Regions from separate parts of the Homo sapiens genome. Here region 1 is linked to region 2. A link is a loop called in an ENCODE intact Hi-C map of the cell type or tissue named here. Cell type or tissue: K562. All regions are shown on one strand. Each heading gives the region's core, and the rest is flanking DNA. Links, peaks and the distances in the headings are about the cores only.

Region 1 (10,727 bases), core at 1-8,000, 200 kb after region 2:
CTTTGGGAGGCCAAAGTGGGTGGATCACTTGAGGTCAGGAGTTCAAGACCAGCCTGGCCAACATGGCGAAACCCCATCTCTACTAAAAATAAAAAATTAGCCGGGCATGGTGGTGGGCATCTGTAGTCCCAGCTACTTGGGAGGCTGAGGCAGGAGAATCACTTGAACCCAGGAGGCAGAGGTTGCAGTGAGCCGAGATTGTGCCACTGCAGTCCAGCCTGAGTGACAGAGTGAGACTCCATCTCAAAATAAATAAATAAATAAAACAAAATGATAAAATCAGCTTCCACTTATGTACAGCAAAGGCCTGTGACCGTCCCCTGCCCTGGATGCCATGAGATCATCATGCCCACCATGTCCCCTGCTTTGCTTTAACAGCGGATACCGTTCTTAATGTCAAGAGTGCCAGAATACTCAGTTTGACTTGAAATGCTGTAGGGTGTCATTAGCCCCGTGTGGTTTAGGCAGGTAATTGAGTTAGTGGAGCAGCAGGGTGACATTTGGAATGTGCGTAGACGCAGGGGAGGAGCAGCTTTGGGATGGAAGGCATATCCTGCATGGTGGACAGTCCACACCTGCATCATTTAGAGGCTCGTGAATCACTTAGGAGGCCCCAAATCTACCCATTGAGGACTTTTATCCACCTCTCTCGGAGTTTCTCAGTGTGTTTTTGTTTCCCTCTGCTGCTTCCTTTTCCTGAACTCTTCAACCCCTACGCCCCCAGAATGGCCCTTCCTTTCCTCTGCCGTGGACTGGGATTACTTGGGAACTGGCTTTAGCTCCCACCCTAGAGGGGGTGGGCACAGCCTTTCTGCTTAGGGGACTCATCCCCCAGGCAGTTCAGCCTCCTGCAGGACAGGCGTTGGTCCAGTCGTTCCTTTCCTTGCGTTGGTCCAGTCGTTCCTTTCCTTGCTCCCCTTGCTCTTCCCGCAGAGGGTCCTTCCTGGTGCTGCTCCTGAGGGAATGCTTCCGAGACCTGAGCTGGCTGGCACTCATCCATAGCGTCCGTGGGGAGGCGGGGCTGCTGGTGACGAGTATCGTCCCGAAGACCCCGTTTTTCTGGGCTATGCACGTCACTGAGGTATGGACTGGTTGTTGGCCCCCTCAGGCTCCTGTGCCTTCCTGCGTGGCCTCCCTAGGGTGGGCATGGTGACGGGGCCGGTCAGTGGTGGAGATGCAGGGTAACTACGGTCTGATCCTGGGTTCAGTCTCGTTCTCTCTCCCACCTCATACCTGATGGCCTTGGGACGGATTAGCGGTGCTAACATAACAGGTGACGTCTACGGAGGCAGATTTGTAATGCAGTGCAGGCAGTGGGGCCGTTGCGTTTTGCACCCCACAGGCTCTGCACCAGAACATGCAGGCTCTGTTTAGCACCCTGGCTCAGGCGGAGGAGCAGCAGCCCTACCTGGAGGGCTCCACCGTTATGCGCGGGACTCGCTGTCTGGCAGAGTACCACCTGGGGGATTATGGACACGCCTGGAACAGGTGTGTGCCTGGGCAGGGGTAGAGTCTATGGGAGAGGCGTGCAGGGAAAATGCTCCCTTCTTGCATTCTCTTCCTTTGGGCTCTGGTTTTTTTTCCTGTGGCTTCTTCTCTCAAAATCATCTTTATCCTTATTTCCTCACTCAAGGATTGGGGAGAAACAGAGCAAACTCGCTCTTCCTCCCTCCTACCTCCACTTTCACATCCACTTTGTTGAGGACTGCTGTGCATGGCACTAGGCGGAATGATTGTCCTCTGTCTTTCTCTTTTCCTCTGCCAGGTGTTGGGTGCTGGACAGGGTGGACACCTGGGCTGTGGTCATGTTCATTGATTTTGGACAGTTGGCCACCATCCCTGTGCAGTCTCTGCGCAGCCTAGACAGCGACGACTTCTGGACCATCCCACCCCTGACTCAGCCATTCATGCTGGAGAAAGGTGAGACATCTTCTATCTTCCTCCCAAGGGTTTCAGGGACAGGAGAAGCCATGGTTGCTTCTGGGACCTGAACAGGAAGCAGCATAGTGGGCGGCCAAGGTGCTTCAGTCTCTCTTTCCACCCAACCCCAGTTTTCAGCATATGACCCCTGCAAAGCTGCCTCTCAAGTGTTGGTTTTCATGCCTGGGATCTGGAGCCCAAGATCCCAACAGGGACCTCAGATGCTGCCCAAAGGCTGAGTTCTCTGGAAGGGGAGAGAAGAGGGCAGATTTCCCACCCCTGCTTCCACCAGAGCTGCTCAGCTTTCATCTGTTTTACATACTTGGCGTGTTGCTTCAGATTTCACTGGAAAAAGATTCTGCCATAGAAGAAAACTAGCACTCGAATGCCAGTGCTAGACGCCAGAGCACAGCACTTAGCACTGCACTCTCCTAATGTGATTCATTTAGCTTCAGACACCTGTGGGTTTCTCCATAGGTGGAAATGAAGAGGCCCCTTCTCAAGATCGAAGTTAGGTGAAATGTAAAAGGATGAAAGAATGTTTTAGGGGGCAGTCAGGAGAAGTGGAGGTGAAGAAGCATACATACACATACACAGGAAGTAAGATGGAAAAGTTTTATTTAAAAAATTTCTTTTTTTTTCAGAGGCAGGGTCTCACTCTGTTGCCCATGCTGGAGTGCAGTGGCATAATCATAACTCATAGCAGCCTCAAACTCCTTGGCTCAAGCAATCCTTCCACCTTGGCCTCTCAAAGTGCTGGGATGACAGGCATGAGCTGCCGCGCTTAGCTGAGATGGAAACGTTTTATAGACAAACTAAGTCTTTTTTTTTTTTTTTTTGAGATGGAGTCTCGTTCTGTCACCCAGGCTGGAGTGCAGAGGCGCAATCTCGGCTCACTGCAACCTCCGCCTCCCAAGTTCACATAATTCTCCCGCCTCAGCCTCCCAATTACAGGCACGCACCACCACACCCAGCTAATTTTTTTTTTTTTTTTTTTTTTTTTTTAGTAGAGATGGGGTTTCACTATGTTGTCCAGACTGGTCTCGAACTCCTGACCTCGTGATCCGCCCACCTCGGCCTCCCAAAGTGCTGGGATTACAGCTGTGAGCCACCGTGCCCGGCCCTCAGACAAACTAAGTCTTGAGATGGAGTCTTGCTCTGTCGCCCAGGCTGGAGTGCAGTGGCGTGATCTCAGCTCACTGCAACTTCTGCCTCCTGGGATCAAGCGATTCTCCTGCCTCGGCCTCCTGGGTAGCTGAGATTACAGGCATGTGCTACTACGCCTGGCTAATTTTTATATTTTTAATAGTGACGGGGTTTCACTGTGTTGGTCAGGCTGGTCTCGAACTCCTGACCTCGTGATCTGCCCTCCTCGGCCTCCCAAAGTGTTGGGATTACAGGTGCGAGCCACCGCACCCGGCCAAAATATATATATATATAAAATATATGTATAATGTAATTTATATATTACGTATATATTATATATATCACGTAATATATATTATATATTATGTAACATATATAATATATAATACGTGATATATATAATATATATATTTAAAGATGGAAAGGCATCTCCCAATTGTGCAGGGCCAAGGCTTCCTGGGAGGCTGGTGGGGCTTGTGCCCAGTGGGCAGGGAGCACCACCCAGAGGTTGTCTTGGGTCATTGCATGAAGAGGGTCCCTGCTGCCCAGGCTGGGAACAGCCAGGCATCAGGAGCTTCTTCAGGTGACCCAGGGAAGAGGAGCTTCCTGTTTCAAAGTGCAGCTCCCAGCCTGTCAGAAGGGCCAGAGTCCCCAACCCAGAGATAAGTCAGACAAGCGTCAGTTTTCCTCCCTTTATGGATGAGGAAAATACAGCTCAGAAAAGTGAAATGAACTCATACTTAATAGCAAGAAAATGGCATAGCTGGGGATGAAACCTAGGTCTGACTCTTAGTGATTCAGTGTCATACATACAAACAGTCCCAGAGTTTGGGGACTCTGGTGGGATGGTGGGAGTTGCGTGAGGGACGACATCCTGGGGAAAGGTGGGTTTTTGATGAGCTCCCTGCCTGGTTCCAGCATGTAAGAGTGCTTGCGTCTCATGGTGAAAACCTCTCTGGTTTTAACCTTCTTCTATCCAGCCGGAACTCTCAGAGCAGAGTTCAGTGAACGTGATTTTCTGTCCCCAGTAGAATTTCTCATTAAAAATCCCAGATCCCTGTAATTATTTTAACAAGTGCCTCCTCCCTTTATCTGCTGTTATTTTGCCCTCCCCCTATGCTACCTTTTCAGCATTTATCATCTCATTTGATCCTGGCAGCAGGGATTTAGCAGGAACTAGCAGAGACTTGCTGGTTGGAGCTGGTTGGCGGCCAGAGCACTTTCCCTGCAGCCCCCGCCTTTTGCTTCCCTCCTTTGCTCCTCCTGCCCAACCCCGTGCCACTGAGGTTTTGTTGTTGTGTCTTGTTTTGCAGACATTTTGAGTTCGTATGAGGTTGTCCATCGAATCCTCAAAGGGAAAATCACTGGTGCTTTGAACTCGGCGGTAACTGCTCCTGCATCTAACTTGGCTGTTGTCCCTCCACTCCTGCCCTTGGGGTGTCTGCAGCAGGCTGCTGCCTAGGCCTGGACACAGTATTTACCTGGCATTCTTTTAGATCAAACGAACTGGTTATCTGAGGGGTTGGGTGAACTGGCTCGGGTGGGCCTTCCTTCCCACCAAGGCTTTGTCTTTCTCTTCCAGTTGCACATCCTAAAGTTTGAAGAGTCTAAATAACGGGGCTTCCCTCAGCATGTTCCCTCTCCTGTTTGCCACGGATCCAGAGGCCACCTGCCCTGTCTTCTCGTACCCCTTTCACTCTTGAGGCCTGGGAGGTGAAAAAGGCCAGACTGTGCCCAGGATTGATTCAATTTTGCTTTTACTCCCAGCTTCCCTCTCAAAAGAGAGTGAAGTCTCATTTGTCATGTGTCTTCAGTTCCCCAACTTGGCATGAACATTTGAACCAAACATAGGAAACTACCATTAGGTTGAAAGCCTGAGGCAGCTGGGATGGTCTTTCTTGTGTCTCTTCTTTGCACCCCAGAGCATGATATAAGTGGTCCTAACAGATTCTGGATAATGGAGAAGCCCTCTGCTGGTTTTCCTGGCATTCCATGTAGAATAGGTAGAGAATATTTAACCAATGAGCAAATAAATGTTGGCATGTTTCATGAGTTTGGAGTGATTGATACTTCTTTCCAGCCACCCTTCCACTGCCCTGCCGTGCCCTCTAAAACTGCTGCAGTGAGATTAGAGCCTGCCAGTGTGGGCTCTGGGCCATGCAAACCCTGCCTGGGATATAGATACATGTTTGAAGTGTAGGGGAACAACCTAAGAGTTAGTTTCATTATTTCTCCTTGCCTTCTAAGTGGAGAGAAGAAAATTGTTTCATGATGATATGGCCTTGTTTCTTTTTTATACTTTGTACTTTATTAGAACCCTAAACTTAAGGTCATAAAAGGGAGTGCTGGGTTTGGCAAGAAAAATGGAGGATTCTCTTAGAGTTAGTTGGTGTTATGCAACTCACAGGGGCAGGCATTTCCCTCTATGTCAAGTGAACAGGAACCCCACTGTTTCTTCAAATAATTTTATTAGAGCCAAACTATTTAAATAATTTTATTTGTTTCATCCTTTGGTAGATGAGAAAAATACATTACAAAATACATTATACAGAAGACAGCTCACAGTACACATTACTAAAAACACAATCTACATTCCAGCCAGGGCTGGTGGTAAGTTCAGAAGAAAGCCACAGAGGCCTTGAAAACCAGATTTCAGCTCTATGGAATGAATTTTCCCCTTATGTCCCGTCTTTATCTCAACCTCAGCATGTTTTATTAGCACCCCTAATTAGGTGGGTGTGGGTAGAGTTAGAGCAGCATTGAGTGGGACTGGTGGACTCTCCATCCACCTAAAGCAGCAAACATTAAAAGTCCCTCAAAAGAAAAGGGGTAGGGGAGGGGAAAGAATGGCCAATGTGAAAATTGCTGTGTCTCAAAGCATTACAGAACTGCTCTAGCATCCTAGTTCCCAGGCAGTTGTCCCAAGTCTGGGTTTTCTGAGACTTGGGTCTTCACTTGGCCATCTTTGGCCTCTGTCATTTCACTGTTAATGAGAGCTGCTGGCATCGTAGGTCCTAAGAGGCTGAGTCCCAGAGCAAGCTTACAGACAAAGAGATGCAGGCAGCACCCGCTAGATGCAAAGTCATGCCCAAACTTTTACAACAGCAAGTACATACAACACAGCACTGACAGTTCCATCTCAGTACAGACTCCCCACCTCATCTTCCCTCCCTGGCAGTTCCTGAGCCTGGGGTAAGGACACAGGTGTATAGAACAACCCCCCTTAAAATGCTAACCCTTTCTAGTAGGACCCACCTTGTGGGAGTGGCTTGAAAGAATCCATAATTTCCCAAGCCAAACAAATTCAGAGCTAGGTCTGTTCTTTTTGATAAAGCCAAATGAAGCAAGAGAGAGGGAGGTGAGCAAAGCTTACCAATGATCACCATCCAGTGCTGGTTAGAAGCCACTTTCCAGGAGAGGAACCAATGAACAGCGAAGAGTTGCAGCCACACAGCTGAGATCAGAAAAGACCACATACACACTTGGAGACTGTGTCCCCATCCCCACTCAATTCATTCAAAAGGAATTCTACGAAGCAGCCTCTTGAGCCTCATTTTCTTTTTCTTAGAAATTTGAAAACATCTGTGACTAGAAAAGTAGTCCTAAGAATTAACACCATCGTTTCAGCCTACCACATTGTAGTTTGGCAGGCCAGGCTCTGCATTCCAAGGGGGCAAGTGCTGGTTGCTCCAGAGGCCTTGAGGAGAAATCTAGGGGCAGACCAGGTGTGTGCTTCAGCTCCAAGTTTCTCTTGCTTTAGCAGCAAAATGCGGCCTCTCATCTCTACCAAAGCAACAGTGGACTCGTACCCCTCCCCACCTCCCAAGTAGTTCAGGGGATGGGGTGGGATGTGCGAATAAAAATAAAGATGAGTCAAGACCAGCATCTTCAAATTAACAAACTGTAATTGTTTTCCCAAAGATACATTTTTTTCATACACATCCATCATACACTGTAACCAAAAAAAGCAGTGTACATGAAATAAGAGAAAATAAATTAAAAATCCATAGCATAGGTAAGGAGGCTCTAGTCTGGAGCACAGCTGAGTTTCCAGCAATATAAGGAGGCTCGAAAGTTTCTTTTATAAGAATGCCTGCTAGCAAGGGTTCCAGCAAGGTGGTTGGTTGGTCTGTAAGTCAGTCTTGAGTACTTGAAACAGTTCTGTGTTTGTTTTTTTTCCTTAGCGTTTAGAATAGCCATCATTGTCCTGCAATAGGCAGAGCTATCACGTCCAGGAAAAATGAGGGAGGGAACCACAGAGGCAGCGTGAGATCCAAATACAGCATTCAAAGGTAATTGGTCCAGTGGTGCCTGGGGAGGGAGGAAGGGTGATACTCCAGGGTTAGCCGTCTTCTTTTGGGGGTGTGTACCAGCCTGCAAAGAAATGGAATGGTCAGTGAGGTGAAGGTTCAGGCCCACCCTCCCTGTCCTGCCCCAATCCCTGAAGACGTCTCCAGTGGCAGAGATAAGAGGATATTGGGGAGGGCTATGCTGTGTGGGGAGAGGTGTATGGGAAGCTGAGAGCCTGCATACCTGGAGATGAGAAGGGGGAATGATGTGCCCAACCTGAGATGATGGGAGAGTTAGATGAGCTTTTTCAAAAGGTGGTCAAGAAGGGGGTAGCACCAAGTTTATCGGTGATACGATCATTTTGGTGTGTTTCTGGAAGAGGTTGTGAATGTTAGCCACCGCCAGTCCCTCCTGGGAGAACTGGGGCAGGTGCTGTGTTAATGGGTGGTTGAGTATCAGAAACCAAAAGAAGGGGTTCTTGCTCTGTGGCTGGAAGTGAAAACCTGGGTGTGGCAAGTGTCCGAATCTCCTGAGTCCTGGCTCCAGCCTCACCGTTTTTTTCGTGGATCTGCACCAAGGACTTGTAGGACTGCTGTGCTCTTGTCAGACTGTATTGAGACTGGGGAGAGGAAGCCACCAGATCAGGCCATGGCTAGCTGTGGCCTTACTGCCCCTCACCTTCTGCAGGCTGTCACCCAGAGACCCCAGAGTCCCAGCTCCCAGCACTGTGGTCTAGTAAAACACTAAGTACCCTCCACCTTCGAGGTCCCTTGGAGGCATAATCCCATAGTCTTCCTTTTCCAGACCCGAAACCTCCCAAAAGTCCTAGGGGTGCCCCTAGGGGCCAAGGCACAGTTGTTCCATTGTGGGCACCCTAGGCCCTCTCATCCAATGCCACCAGCCCGGGGGCCTTATGCTCATTCCTCTAAAGAAGGCAGCCTTGGCCTGCTAGTGGCCCCAAGTGTACTTGGCTCCACCCAGCCCCACCAGCCCCAGGACCAGGATCCTTACTTTGTTGGCTCCAAACTGCACTCGTGCTTTCCCCTTCACCAGTGTGGCACTGATCTGCATGATCACTGACTCTATGGAGTAGGCACTGCTCCAGCCCTGGGTGAAGGGAAGGACAAGGCAAGCAGGTCCAGATGGAGCTTCCAGAGAACCCTCATGCTTGTCCTCTGGGCAATCAGCTGTGTCTATAGGAGGGCCCTTGCCCTTTGCCCCCAGCACTGCCACCACCTGTCTGTCTAGGTCAGTGGGTGCAGACCCAGCCCAGCAGAATGAAAGGGCCACATCATGTCTATCACCCAGCCCGTAGGGGTGTGTGCTGTAAAGCTCAGACAATCCCCGCCCAGGCCGGCCTGGCCAAGGAGGAGAGACAGGCTCACCTGTTTGGTGAGAAGTTCCATGCAGATGGCCCCTCCGCCCAGAACATACCTGCATGAGAAAGGTTAGTCAGCTGTGCCTGACAAAATCTCCAAGTCTCTTCCCCGCCCTCTGCCAGAGGAGATGCCCTCTTCCGCATGCCAGCCACTCACCCTCCAGAGAGGACTGGAGACACAACCCTGACAAATGGTGGGTCAAAGGGAAAGTTATCCTGAGAGAGAGAGAGACGACAATCAGGGGAGGGAGGCCAGCATCCTCCACAGGACTGTCAGGCAGACTGGGCAGCCTAGGCCAGAGGGAGAGACTGGAAAAGAAAAGTCTTACTTTAAAGGAAAAGTTAAGTAGAATGAAGTCGGCTCCTTCTTTCTCTTTGAGGATCTGGAGATCGTTGTGCAAAGCGCTGTCCTGGTCAACTCTAAGAAGCAACAAGCCTGGGCTCAGATGCCTGGTTCCACCTCAGGAGCTTCATAAGGGCTCCCCTGCCCTGGCTGGCAGCAGACCACGAAACCACTGCCCACACCCGCTCCGGGACCCTGAATGAAAATGCTGGATGGGGCTGCCCTGGAGATCCCACCACAGTAGCCCCACTCACACTCCTCCTCAACTTCCTCTCCAATCCCAGAGTCCCCACTCACTTGAGGAGTTTGACATTCCAATCATACAGACTGTCATTCACGAGTTCGACTGCATAGTTTCCTGGAAGGAGGGAAAAAACAGGTGTTAGTAGAATGGTCCAGGTGGTGAGTGGTCTCTAATGCAGACCCCTTTCCCAGACTGAGAGAAAAAGATCAACAGCTCTAGGTTCACCACAGATGGACATGCAACCAAGCCACTGGCTTGAGGAGCTCCATTCTTGGCCTGAAAAGTTCATAAGCACTCCTGGACCCCAGAACCTCTTGGGCCCCTTGCCACCATACCCTTCTTTATGGGTGACTCTTGTGCAGGCCCCTCTCTGGGGCAAACTCACCGCCTTTGAAACTCTGTGATCGGTATATATCCCTGAGCTCCTTCATCAGCCGGTCAGTGGCCTGCACCGAGCCAGACACTGCACCCTGTGAGGGACGGATGACAGGAACATTCCTTGGTCGTGTGGTTTATAAACACACGTTAGACCTTAGGGGCAGTCTGGCAGCTTGCCCAGGATTTAAGAAAGGATTAGGCACAAAAAAGGAGTCTGCTCTCCATACTGAGATGCGATGGCCTACTACTTCCCAGCCATTTCCCACCAACCCCTTCACCAGCCTCTCTCTAGAAGGCACGTACATTTAAGTAATCTTGCCTCTGGTTCTTTTTAATTTTCTCTAGGATGGCCAAGTTTTCTTTTCCAATGCCATCATCTTCAGATTTCTTGCCCTCAGCTGGCTCTTCCTCTTTCATTTCATAGTGATCTAAGTCTTCTGTGTCCTGGAGGAGGTGTGGGGTGGGAGTGAAAAGAAAAGGAAAAAAACCGACACAGGTTAGAGAATGACCATCACCTTCCCAGTCCCATTTGGCGAAGAGCCAAAAGTTAAAGTGAAGCAGTCCATCTAGCAGTCTTATAAACGCAACGTGCTTTCCATTTTTAGAACAATTTCCAGCCCCATTCCCTCCACAGTCTAAATCTTCAGCTCTCAAGCTACAGCAAGGACTTCGGAAACGAGCAGAGCTGCAGCTGAGATCGAGGCAGGGACTTAGCCCTCTTGTTTCCTGGACTGACCCTGCTCCAACTGTTCCTAAAACTCCCTTGGCAGCAGAAACTCTTCCCTAATTCCTAGCAGAAATGACTTGGGCCTGACCCTGTGACTCAAAGCTCATGTTTCACCAGGTGACTATTGCACCCGGGAGTTCTCAGGGCCCCAAGCCTAAAGGAGAAACCTGAATCATTACATCTCCTCTCCTCGCTACAAATGCAAGGCATGAATCAGGTATGCAGAGGCACGCACTGCCAGATGGAAATGAGAAAGGATGTCCAGAGAGATATATGGAAGAGGTCAAGAACAGAATTAGCC
Region 2 (10,476 bases), core at 1,644-9,643:
GAGAGTTGGGAGGGCAGGGATGAACCCTTCCCCGGGATGCAGCCTGGCACTCTAGCCTTTCCTAAGAGCCTTCTTATGTGTTTCAGAGGCCTGAACCTGTTGACTTCTCCTTCAATCCTCTGGCTGACAAGAAGTTCTTATTTTGGGACCCCAGCCTGCTGGAGGCTGTCAAGATCGGGGACCCCCACACGCATGAGTTCTTCCGCCTCCTTTCCCTGTGTCATACTGTCATGTCAGAAGAAAAGAACGAAGGTGGGCCGAGGAGCCGGCTCGCACTCTCCTGACCTGACTCTGCCCTTGGGCTCTGCTCTGCTCTGCAATGCGGCTGGGCTGGGGCTTCCTGGGCGGGGCACGTGGCTGAGGGAAGCCACTTATATCACGTGTATTCTTCCTCCCCACCCAGGAGAGCTGTACTACAAAGCTCAGTCCCCAGATGAGGGGGCCCTGGTCACCGCAGCCAGGAACTTTGGTTTTGTTTTCCGCTCTCGCACCCCCAAAACAATCACCGTCCATGAGATGGGCACAGCCATCACCTACCAGCTGCTGGCCATCCTGGACTTCAACAACATCCGCAAGCGGATGTCGGTCATAGGTGAGGCCAGGCCTGGGGTGCTGGGGCGTTTGGGGACAGCATTCAGGCCTGGAATGGGTGAAGTGTGCCGGGTGACTCTTGATGTGTTTATGTTGGGGGTCTTTGCCTGTCTGAATTTTTCTGGCACTTTCTTCACCTGCCCCATTCATAGTGCGGAATCCAGAGGGGAAGATCCGACTCTACTGCAAAGGGGCTGACACTATCCTACTGGACAGACTGCACCACTCCACTCAAGAGCTGCTCAACACCACCATGGACCACCTTAATGTGGGTGTGAGGAGAGGAGGGGCCAGCCTGGGGGGTTCTACTCTTAGTGTGGGGGAGGCGACTTAAGTTTGTTTTATTGTGTAAATTTAAGGTCTACAACGTGATGTTTTGATGTGTATATATAGTGAAGTGATTACTACAGTCAGACAACTTAACACATCAGCCAGCTCCCATAGTTACCTCTTTTTATGTATGTGGTGACAGTCCCTAACTGTGGAATGTGGCACACACCCAGTCTACAGTGCAGGATTATTCATTGTCGCCCTCACGCTGTCCATTAGCTCTCCAGACTTACCCAGGTGTGCCTTTCCACTCTGCCTCCAGGAGTACGCAGGGGAAGGGCTGAGGACCCTGGTGCTGGCCTACAAGGATCTGGATGAAGAGTACTACGAGGAGTGGGCTGAGCGACGCCTCCAGGCCAGCCTGGCCCAGGACAGCCGGGAGGACAGGCTGGCTAGCATCTATGAGGAGGTTGAGAACAACATGATGGTACGGGCTGCGGGACGGGCCAAGGATGGGCACGGAGGGCTCATGCCTGCAATTCTTGTGCCAGGAATCCTTGTGGTATTTTCAGCTGCTGGGTGCAACGGCCATTGAGGACAAACTTCAGCAAGGGGTTCCAGAGACCATTGCCCTCCTGACACTGGCCAACATCAAGATTTGGGTGCTAACCGGAGACAAGCAAGGTGAGAGCCCAGCAGGGCAGAGCCAGTTGCAACTGACAGTAGCCCTGTTGGACCCTTGCATGGAGCCGAGGACATCAGGCAGGCAAGTGTGCTGACCTTGTTGGGTGCCTGTCCGTAGCTCCTGCGTTCTCTCTTGGTAGAGACGGCTGTGAACATCGGCTATTCCTGCAAGATGCTGACGGATGACATGACTGAGGTTTTCATAGTCACTGGCCATACTGTCCTGGAGGTGCGGGAGGAGCTCAGGTAAACAAGAAGCCCAGGGGAGGCGGTGCTGTGCGTTGTGCCCAGGGCTCAGGTGGGGGTTTCTGGACCATTTAGACTTGAATCCCTGCTCCCCACTGCCGTTCTGGAAGACCACAACCGTATCATTTCCACCTCGACAGGAAAGCCCGGGAGAAGATGATGGACTCATCCCGCTCCGTAGGCAACGGCTTCACCTATCAGGACAAGCTTTCTTCTTCCAAGCTAACTTCTGTCCTGGAGGCCGTTGCTGGGGAGTACGCCCTGGTCATAAATGGTCACAGCCTGGTAGGCATCGCTATCCTTAGCTTGGGCAGTATCTTTCCAGTGAGCACTTCTGTCCAGGGCTTTTATATCTTGTTCTAATTTCCCCTGATTTCAGAGAAGACTGGTCTCAAAGGGGACTGGGAGGAGCTGAGACTCCCAGGTGTCTCCTGGAAAGACTGGCTCTCTCAGGTTTCTCTGTGCTCCAGGCCCACGCACTGGAGGCAGACATGGAGCTGGAGTTTCTGGAGACAGCGTGTGCCTGCAAAGCTGTCATCTGCTGCCGGGTGACCCCCTTGCAGAAGGCACAGGTGGTAGAACTGGTCAAGAAGTACAAGAAGGCTGTGACGCTTGCCATTGGAGACGGAGCCAATGATGTCAGCATGATCAAAAGTGAGTGTGGGCTGTGCAGGTGTGTAGGCTGGGCTTGAGGCTGGGGAGGGGCCCACTGAGGTCTCTGGACTGCAGAAGAATGACGGGAAGGGGGTTGTAACTTGGTAGGCTCTAAAGTGTGTGGCCGGTGGCCATCTTCACCCTCTTGTCATCTCTTGTCTCTGCAGCGGCTCACATTGGTGTGGGGATCAGTGGGCAGGAAGGGATCCAGGCTGTCTTGGCCTCCGATTACTCCTTCTCCCAGTTCAAGTTCCTGCAGCGCCTCCTGCTGGTGCATGGGCGCTGGTCCTACCTGCGAATGTGCAAGTTTCTTTGCTATTTCTTCTACAAAAACTTTGCTTTCACCATGGTCCACTTCTGGTTTGGCTTCTTCTGTGGCTTCTCAGCCCAGGTAATAAATGTTCCCAGTCCACTGTTGTGCAAATCTGTAAACCTGAGGGCAGAGGTTCTGTCTTGTTTATCACTCAGTCCCCCAGGGCCTAGCTATTTTCTGGTACATACTCTTAAAAAATGCTTATTAAAGGAGGAGAGAAGGAGCCTCAGAAAATTTCTTAGGGTTCTCTGTATGTGACATCAGCTGTCTTCCTGTGCCTGATGTGTAGCAAAGAAAGGTTGCATGCTCCCTTGCTCCCTGTTCTCTTCCAGACCGTCTATGACCAGTATTTCATCACCCTGTATAACATCGTGTACACCTCCCTGCCAGTCCTGGCTATGGGGGTCTTTGATCAGGTATGGGGGAGTTTGATGATCAGATGGGATGCGGGGAAGGTCACTGCTTGAAGGAGTCACATAGACGTGGTGTGTGACACTTGTGCCCATTTCCTGTGGCCACTGGGAAGGCAGTTCTTTCAGCCGGGGAAGGTGTGGCTGGTTCTCCCTCCTGGCTGCAGCTGATCTAGAACTCTCTTGGGTTGCTGAACTAAGTTAGTCTGGGGGTAGCTGGCTTGAGGTTGGTTCTAGCTGCCAAAGACTTTGGAAAGGAGGAGGCAGGGACAGAGTCAGAGTCTGCCCTTGGTCATCCAGGGTCAAAACGGCAACCTCTGAGGCCCCCTATGCTACATGGTCCTCCCACACAGGATGTCCCCGAGCAGCGGAGCATGGAGTACCCTAAGCTGTATGAGCCGGGCCAGCTGAACCTTCTCTTCAACAAGCGGGAGTTCTTCATCTGCATCGCCCAGGGCATCTACACCTCCGTGCTCATGTTCTTCATTCCCTATGGGGTGTTTGCTGATGCCACCCGGGATGATGGCACTCAGCTGGCTGACTACCAGTCCTTTGCAGTCACTGTGGCCACATCCTTGGTCATTGTGGTTAGCGTGCAGGTATGAGGCCATCCAGGAACTCCCCTCTTCTCTGGAAGGAGTGAGCCTTCTGTCCCTGGGGCTGCCCTGGGCACCACAGTTCTGTTTCTGGGGGAAGGGGCTTTTAGGGCGTGCGCCTGCCTGACTATGCCTACTTTCTGCAGATTGGGCTCGACACAGGCTACTGGACGGCCATCAACCACTTCTTCATCTGGGGAAGCCTTGCTGTTTACTTTGCCATCCTCTTTGCCATGCACAGCAATGGGCTCTTCGACATGTTTCCCAACCAGTTCCGGTTTGTGGGTAAGTCCCCGTGGCCTCCTTGAATCGGTGAGGAATCACAGCTGTTCTGGGACTAACAGGACCATCAGCTAATCTGCACATTCAACATTTCTTATGTGCCAAGTATTCTGTTTATTTTATTTATTTATTTATTTATTTTCGAGAAGGAGTCTTGCCCAGGCTGGAGTGCAGTGGTGCGATCTCGGCTCACTGCAGCCTTCGACTCACTGCAGCCTCTGCCTCCCGGGTTCAAGCGATTCTCATGCCTCAGCCTCCTGAGTAGCTGGGATTACAGGCACACGCCACCAAGCCTGGCTAATTTTTGTATTTTTAGTAGAGATAGGGTTTCACCATGTTGGCCAGGCTGGTCTTGAACTCCTGACCTCAGGTGATCCACTCACCTCGGCCTCCCAAAGTGCTGGGATTACAGGTGTGAGCCACCGTGCCCAGCTAGCACAGAGAAATCTGAATAAAGGGAAAGGGAGCCTGCCATGTGGCTCTCTGGGAACTGTCAATCCAGGAAGAGGAAACAGCAATATAAAGGCCTTCAGCCCTGGCCTGGGAGGAGGTCTTCTGCACGTGGAGCTGGGGAGGAGTGGAGGAAATGAGTTGGAGGGTGGGGGTGTGGAATGAGTCAGGATTATTTAAGCCCTTATGGGTCAGAGGAAGAACTTTGAGTTTTTGAATTTTAATCTAAATGTGAGAGGAAGCCATTGGAGGGCTTTGAGCAGAGAAATACCAGAAGCTTACTTATGTTTTTAAAGGGCCGCTCTTACAGTTTCGTGGATAATAAAGTGTAGGGGGCAAGGGTGGAAATGGGAGACTAGGAGGTGAGAGCAGTCACCAGGTGAGCCTAATGAGGGCTCGGAATAGAGTAAAAGGCCGTGAGATTCCAGAGATGTTTTGAAAATGGAAACAACAGGCCGGGCGCGGTGGCTCAAGCCTATAATCCCAGTACTTTGGGAGGCCGAGGTAGGCGGATTACCTGAGGTTGGGAGTTCAAGACCAGCCTGACCCACATGGAGAAACCCCATCTCTACTAAAAATACAAAATTAGCCGGACTTGGTGGCACATGCCTGTAATCCCAGCTACTTGGGAAGGCTGAGGCAGGAGAATCGCTTGAACCTGGGAGGTGGAGGTTGTGGTGAGCCGAGATCGCGCCATTGCACTCCAGCCTGGGCAAGAGCAAAACTCTGTCTCAAAAAAAAAAAAAAAAAATGGAACCAATAGATTGAATGTGGGGTCCAAAGAAGAGAGAGAAATGAATCAAGATAAAAAACAACAAAAAAAAAATTAAAAAAAAATTTTTACAGAAATGAATCAAGATCCATTGCAGGGTTTTTAGTTGGAGCAACTGAATGGGTTGTGGCATTTCCTGAGTTGAGAAAGACCAGGATCAGATTTGGGGAAAGGAAACAATAGTTGAGTTTGGGCCACGGGAAATTCAAGATGCCTGGTATGTCAAGTCTGGCAGTTGAAGCAGCAGGTCTGGAGCTTTGGGGGAGTTTGGAGCTAAATTTGGAGATTTACATTTGGAGGGTGAGCCTGGAGAAGCGGGAAGCCAGAGGTGACTTAGGCTTTGAGAGTAGGGAAGTGGAGCTGCCAGAAATGGGAACGGGGAATGTCTGCCTCGTGACTCCCAAGGCCACTGACTCCTCTTCATCCCCAGGGAATGCCCAGAACACCTTGGCCCAGCCCACGGTGTGGCTGACCATTGTGCTCACCACAGTCGTCTGCATCATGCCCGTGGTTGCCTTCCGATTCCTCAGGCTCAACCTGAAGCCGGATCTCTCCGACACGGTGAGAAGCCAGGCTACCTGCTGTGGGAGGCAGAGATGGGGTGGCTGGAAAGGCCTCATGTGAACACTGGGGGGCTCTGTGGGGCCATGTGGCTGTTCAGTGTGTTGGTGCTTATCTGTTCTTCCTGGGGACAGACACCCTGTGCAGCTGGCCACAGAGGCCTCTGCGTCAGCCTGGTCCCAGGTGCTGTGGGTCGGAGGCCTCTGTGTCAGCCTGGTCCCGGGTGCTGTGGGTCCCTTCTCCTTGGCGATATCTGACACCTCCACGCTGACAGAGGGCTCTTCCCTGTGCCCCTCTGCAGGTCCGCTACACACAGCTCGTGAGGAAGAAGCAGAAGGCCCAGCACCGCTGCATGCGGCGGGTTGGCCGCACTGGCTCCCGGCGCTCCGGCTATGCCTTCTCCCATCAGGAGGGCTTCGGGGAGCTCATCATGTCTGGCAAGAACATGCGGCTGAGCTCTCTCGCGCTCTCCAGCTTCACCACCCGCTCCAGCTCCAGCTGGATTGAGAGCCTGCGCAGGAAGAAGAGTGACAGTGCCAGTAGCCCCAGTGGCGGTGCCGACAAGCCCCTCAAGGGCTGAAGGCCGAGGATGGATGCCCTGTGCCAGTGACCAGAGCACCCAGGGCTGGCCAGTCACTGAGGGAACAGCGTCTCGGAACTGCTGGTCCTCATTCCTTGCTTCCCGTCCCCCCGGTAGACTCTGTCCTGCTGGTCCCACCACACATGGCTGGGACATCTGTTCCCAGCTGTAGGCCCTTCCACCAGCTGGGGAGCTAGAGGGAGCAGGCCCAAGGGCAGAGCAGAGGCTGAGGCACGGGGAGCCAGCCCCACTCGGGGACCAGAAGTGGAACCAAAAACAAGAAAAAACTGTGAGAGATTGTGTCTGCCCCTGCCCTGCCTGGGACCCACAGGGAGACTATAATCTCCTTATTTTTTTACTCCTACTCCCCAGAGGGGCCCTAGTGCCTCTGTTCCTGAATTACATAAGAATGTACCATGCCGGGAAGCCAGAGACCTGCAGGGGCCTCGGCCCCTCACATCGTGTATGTCTCTCCTTGATTTGTGTTGTGTCCAGTTTGGTTTTGTCTTTTTTTATTTGGCAAGTGGAGGAGGCTTTTATGTGACTTTTATGTTGTGGTTGGTGTCTTAACTCTCCTGGGAAAAGGAGGCTGGCACACACTGGGATGCCGCAGCCTGGCCGGCTGTGGGGTGGTTTGGGAGGATCCATGTCGGCTCTGCCTGCAGTGACCAGTGCTCTGTGGGGCAGAGGAGCTGACCAGGGAGGGAGGTACCCATGAGCAGAGGGTAGTGGGAGAGTGTAAAGGAGGGTTTGGTCCTGTCTGCTTCCTCACCTTGAGAGTAAAGTGCTGCCCTCTGCCCCCAACACACACACATATCAATTCCTGGATTCCTTAGTCCTGCTGGCCTTGGGCTGGAGCCTAGGAAAGTGGCCCCCAAATCCTTAGTGAGCTAAAGCTGGGTCTGAAATTTGGTCAGTGGGGAGGGGTAGTTTTCTTTTCTTTTTTCTTTTTCTTTTTTTCTTTTTTTTTTTGAGATGGAGTCTCACTCTTGTCACCTAGGCAAGAGTGCAATGGCACAATCTCAGCTCACTGCAACCTCCACCTCCTGGGTTCAAGCGATTCTCCTGCCTCAGCCTCCTGAGTAGCTGGGATTACAGGCACACACCACCACGCTTGGTTAATTTTTGTATTTTTAGTAGAGATGTTTCACCATGTTGGCCAGGCTAGTCTTGAATTCCTGACCTCCTGACCTGCCCACCTCAACCTCCCAAAGTGCTGAGATTACAGGCGTGAGCCACCACACCCAGCTCAGGGAGGCGTAGTTTTCTTTAATTTTAAATTTAAACCCAAGTTTATTGGCAGACTCCCTTTTGACCTCCCTTTGCCTCCCCATCTGGTGCTTTCTTGCATCTACACCCCAGGGCCCTGTGGTGGGGCTGCAGGGGGAAGCTGTGCACCTGAGATGAGGCTGGAACGGGAATTGGCCTCTCTGCTCCCTTCTTCAGTAAGCAAGGAGCCCCGCCCCTCAGGCCCAGCCTCTGGCAAGAGGTGGTGGAATCCTTGTGCCGGGTAGTAGAGGAGGATAAGGGCAAAACCAGGCCCAGGCCAGTGCCTGGCTTGGTCTGGATGGGACACTGTCAGAGTTTGGCCACAGCCTGTCCTTTACTTCATCCACACCTATGAAGCTATTCCCTAAATAAGGCATTTCCCAAGTTAGTCGCTACCTAATCAGCCTTGAGAAGAATCCTTTCCTCTTCTTTGATAGTGGGTCGGGGGATTCTTCAGGAATGGTTTGGAGCTGGGAGTGGGTAGGGGGATTTTAAATGTTCCATATGGGAGCCCCAAAGGAACTGGATGGGCTGCAGTGAGGTGGGGGCGGGTGGGCAGGGAATGGGAGAGGGGAAGTCTTGGCAGGGAAATCCCTTTTGGCCACACAGTTTACAAACCCAGTATCATGTCTGTCTGTGTGTCTCTCAAGGTGAGAGTCTGATTTTTATACCAAAGAGGAAATGATTTTTTTTCATATTTTGTTTGTCTATATTATATAAATATATATATACAGTTATATATATATATATTATTTTTTGGTTCTCTCTCGTTTTTTAGGGAGGGAAGAAAGTACCAAGTTGCATTGAGCTGTAATTAAGGAACATTATAATTTATGACACATTTCTATACTTGCAAAAATTATATCATTTTATGGATATAAGAGAAAAATGCCTTTTTATAAAATTTCAATTTCTGAGAAGTGTGTAATTTGTCTCTTTTCTGATGTTTAACCAAGACTGGTGGTGAAAGTAAAGACAGAAACTGTCTCTTAAATGTAATTGAGTGGGTAGATCTGGGATATCTTGGACAAATTGGAATCTGACTGGTGTGGGATAGCACCTCATCCATTTGCAGACCTCCCGGGATCTGAGTTTCAGCTGAAGATGAAGACGGGGCAGTGGGTGGTACTGAGCGGCATATCGTATGGACTTTGGCTGGGTGCCTAGGACCTTGAGCTGTTTACCTTTCTCCAAACGCAGGCCAACCTGTCATCCCTAACACACGCCAGATGGATGTGTGTGTAGGGAAAGTACCTGGTAAATATTGTAAGGTTTTGTTTTTTAACTCTGCGCTTTTCCGCATGCCTCACATCTTCCTGGCTTCTCAAGTGAGTATCAAGGAAGCTAAAGTCTTATATTAAAGGGAGCTTTCCTCCAGGGAAGGGAGGGCGGATGAGGATGGGGTCCTAGGAGTCAGGGCCAGGGTTAGTGCTGGCCTGAGGAGAAAGAAGTATAGCTTCCTCCGCCGATGGCCAATATCAGCATGATCCAGCCCCACCCGCAGGCTAATTTCCCCCTGACCCAGCCAGTCTTCAGTTATGGAACAATCCTTCTCAAAAACGTAGACTGGGTGTGGTGGCTCAATGCCTGTAATCCCAGCATTTTGCGAGGCTGAGGCAGGAGGATCACTTGAGCCCAGCCCAGGAGTTCAAGACCAGCCTGGGCAACATGGGGAGACCCCGCCTGTATTAAAAAAAAAAAAAAAAAGGGTGGGGGAGCGGAGGGTGTATGGGGGGAAGATGTGAAGATAAGATCTGTTTCCCTCTTCAGGAGAAACGGCCCCTGGCGGGAATCCCGCCACAGACCGCCAGGAACACCACCTGACACCCACCTCCACCCAGGGAGAGGCTGTCCAGTCCACACAAGCCTTTCTTTGGGGTCTGTCTGGAACCCTGAGCTTTGGGCAGCAAGTGGCATCTGGCTTCAGTGCCCCCACCCCCGAAACACAGAAAGAAGCCTTAATCCCTTGAGGCTGGTGAGGCCCCAAGTCCACCCCTCCCACAAGACAGGTCTTCAGCACTGCGCTGGCCTCCCGTTGGGGGTCTGTTCAGCCACTGGGAATGTCTTCCTTGGCTCCTCTCGCTGACCCTGGCTCTCCTGCACCCAGGATCCTATTATGTGTGTCTGAGGGGCAGGGCCAATGTCATTTTAACTTTCATTGCCTCTTGGGGACGCGTTTTCTCCGTCGCGATATAGACACACGCCTCCACGGAGGCTCCGGGCACTCGGGCTCCCCGTTTTCTCCCCTCTGCCGCAGGCATCCCTGGTCTTCCTTCCCTGCGCTGACTGAGCACCTGGGCTCCTGTGGGAGTGGCTTCCAGCCCCTAGGTCCCCATCGTCCTAGTGCCTTTTCTGAGTGCGTGGAGGTGAAGTCTGTCCGATACCGCAGCTTTGTTCCACTGAGCCTGCTTATCTCCAAGGGCGTTCCTCTCCACTCCACTAAAGCAGCACACACCCATGGGCGCCCACTGCCGTCGGGAGGAGCTCCACCTCTGAACTCTCACAATTCATTCAGCATTTGGCCATCCATATTCTTCAGTTCTTCCCGCTTCCATCTGTGCTCCCAGCGAAAACTACGGCCCCTCCCTTTCCTCCTGGTCGCTTGCTTCCATATGTGAACCCTTACTTGCTTCCCAATCCAGCCCGGAGCCCGTGGTCTGGTACTCGTCGCTTTGCCCCGGAACATTCCAGCCTTGGGTCAGCCCAGCGTCTCCCAGGGTGAGCTGTGGAATGCTGAAGGGCAGCACACAACCACGGAGCAAGAGGAGCGGCAGCTGCCCGGGCTCCCTCCGCAGGCG

Evidence for each region. Hi-C counts contacts between places; a loop is a spot of excess contacts. Peaks named below come from ENCODE experiments on the same cell type or tissue, not always from the same donor. Only the 100,000 strongest peaks of a DNase experiment are listed, where the experiment ranks them.
Region 1: a loop joins it to region 2, with 11 times the contacts of the local background. A loop is called at or near these places in 17 of 110 quality-filtered maps.

The regions. Positions count from the first base shown.
Region 1 is chr1:154,543,030-154,553,756 of GRCh38, forward strand. TDRD10 (tudor domain containing 10) reads left to right here. Exons shown (of 13, transcript NM_182499.4): 9 at 934-1,081; 10 at 1,343-1,488; 11 at 1,766-1,920; 12 at 4,380-4,450; 13 at 4,649-5,118. The coding sequence ends at 4,681. UBE2Q1 (ubiquitin conjugating enzyme E2 Q1) reads right to left here. Exons shown (of 13, transcript NM_017582.7): 5 at 10,003-10,143; 6 at 9,707-9,791; 7 at 9,375-9,435; 8 at 9,064-9,154; 9 at 8,892-8,950; 10 at 8,742-8,790; 11 at 8,368-8,463; 12 at 7,909-7,975; 13 at 5,548-7,440. The coding sequence ends at 7,409. It overlaps UBE2Q1-AS1 (UBE2Q1 antisense RNA 1), which reads left to right and starts at 10,580. Exons shown (of 2, transcript NR_046668.1): 1 at 10,580-10,643. RefSeq lists a silencer at 3,404-3,698 and an enhancer at 3,782-3,871. In K562, for the core only: a CTCF peak has its summit at 3,565; a DNase peak (open chromatin) is centred at 3,572; H3K27me3 peaks cover 2,093 bases.
Region 2 is chr1:154,342,710-154,353,185 of GRCh38, forward strand. ATP8B2 (ATPase phospholipid transporting 8B2) reads left to right here. Exons shown (of 28, transcript NM_001370597.1): 15 at 87-252; 16 at 404-592; 17 at 744-859; 18 at 1,184-1,348; 19 at 1,434-1,545; 20 at 1,686-1,791; 21 at 1,932-2,076; 22 at 2,262-2,445; 23 at 2,613-2,836; 24 at 3,091-3,174; 25 at 3,522-3,767; 26 at 3,911-4,049; 27 at 5,699-5,829; 28 at 6,131-8,595. The coding sequence ends at 6,409. Among named protein-coding and RNA genes, the nearest start is that of ATP8B2, 22 kb to the left of the region's middle. RefSeq lists enhancers at 5,621-6,605, 6,606-7,589. In K562, for the core only: CTCF peaks have their summits at 2,730 (motif pointing left) and 5,903 (motif pointing right); DNase peaks (open chromatin) are centred at 2,692 and 5,942; H3K4me3 peaks cover 32 bases.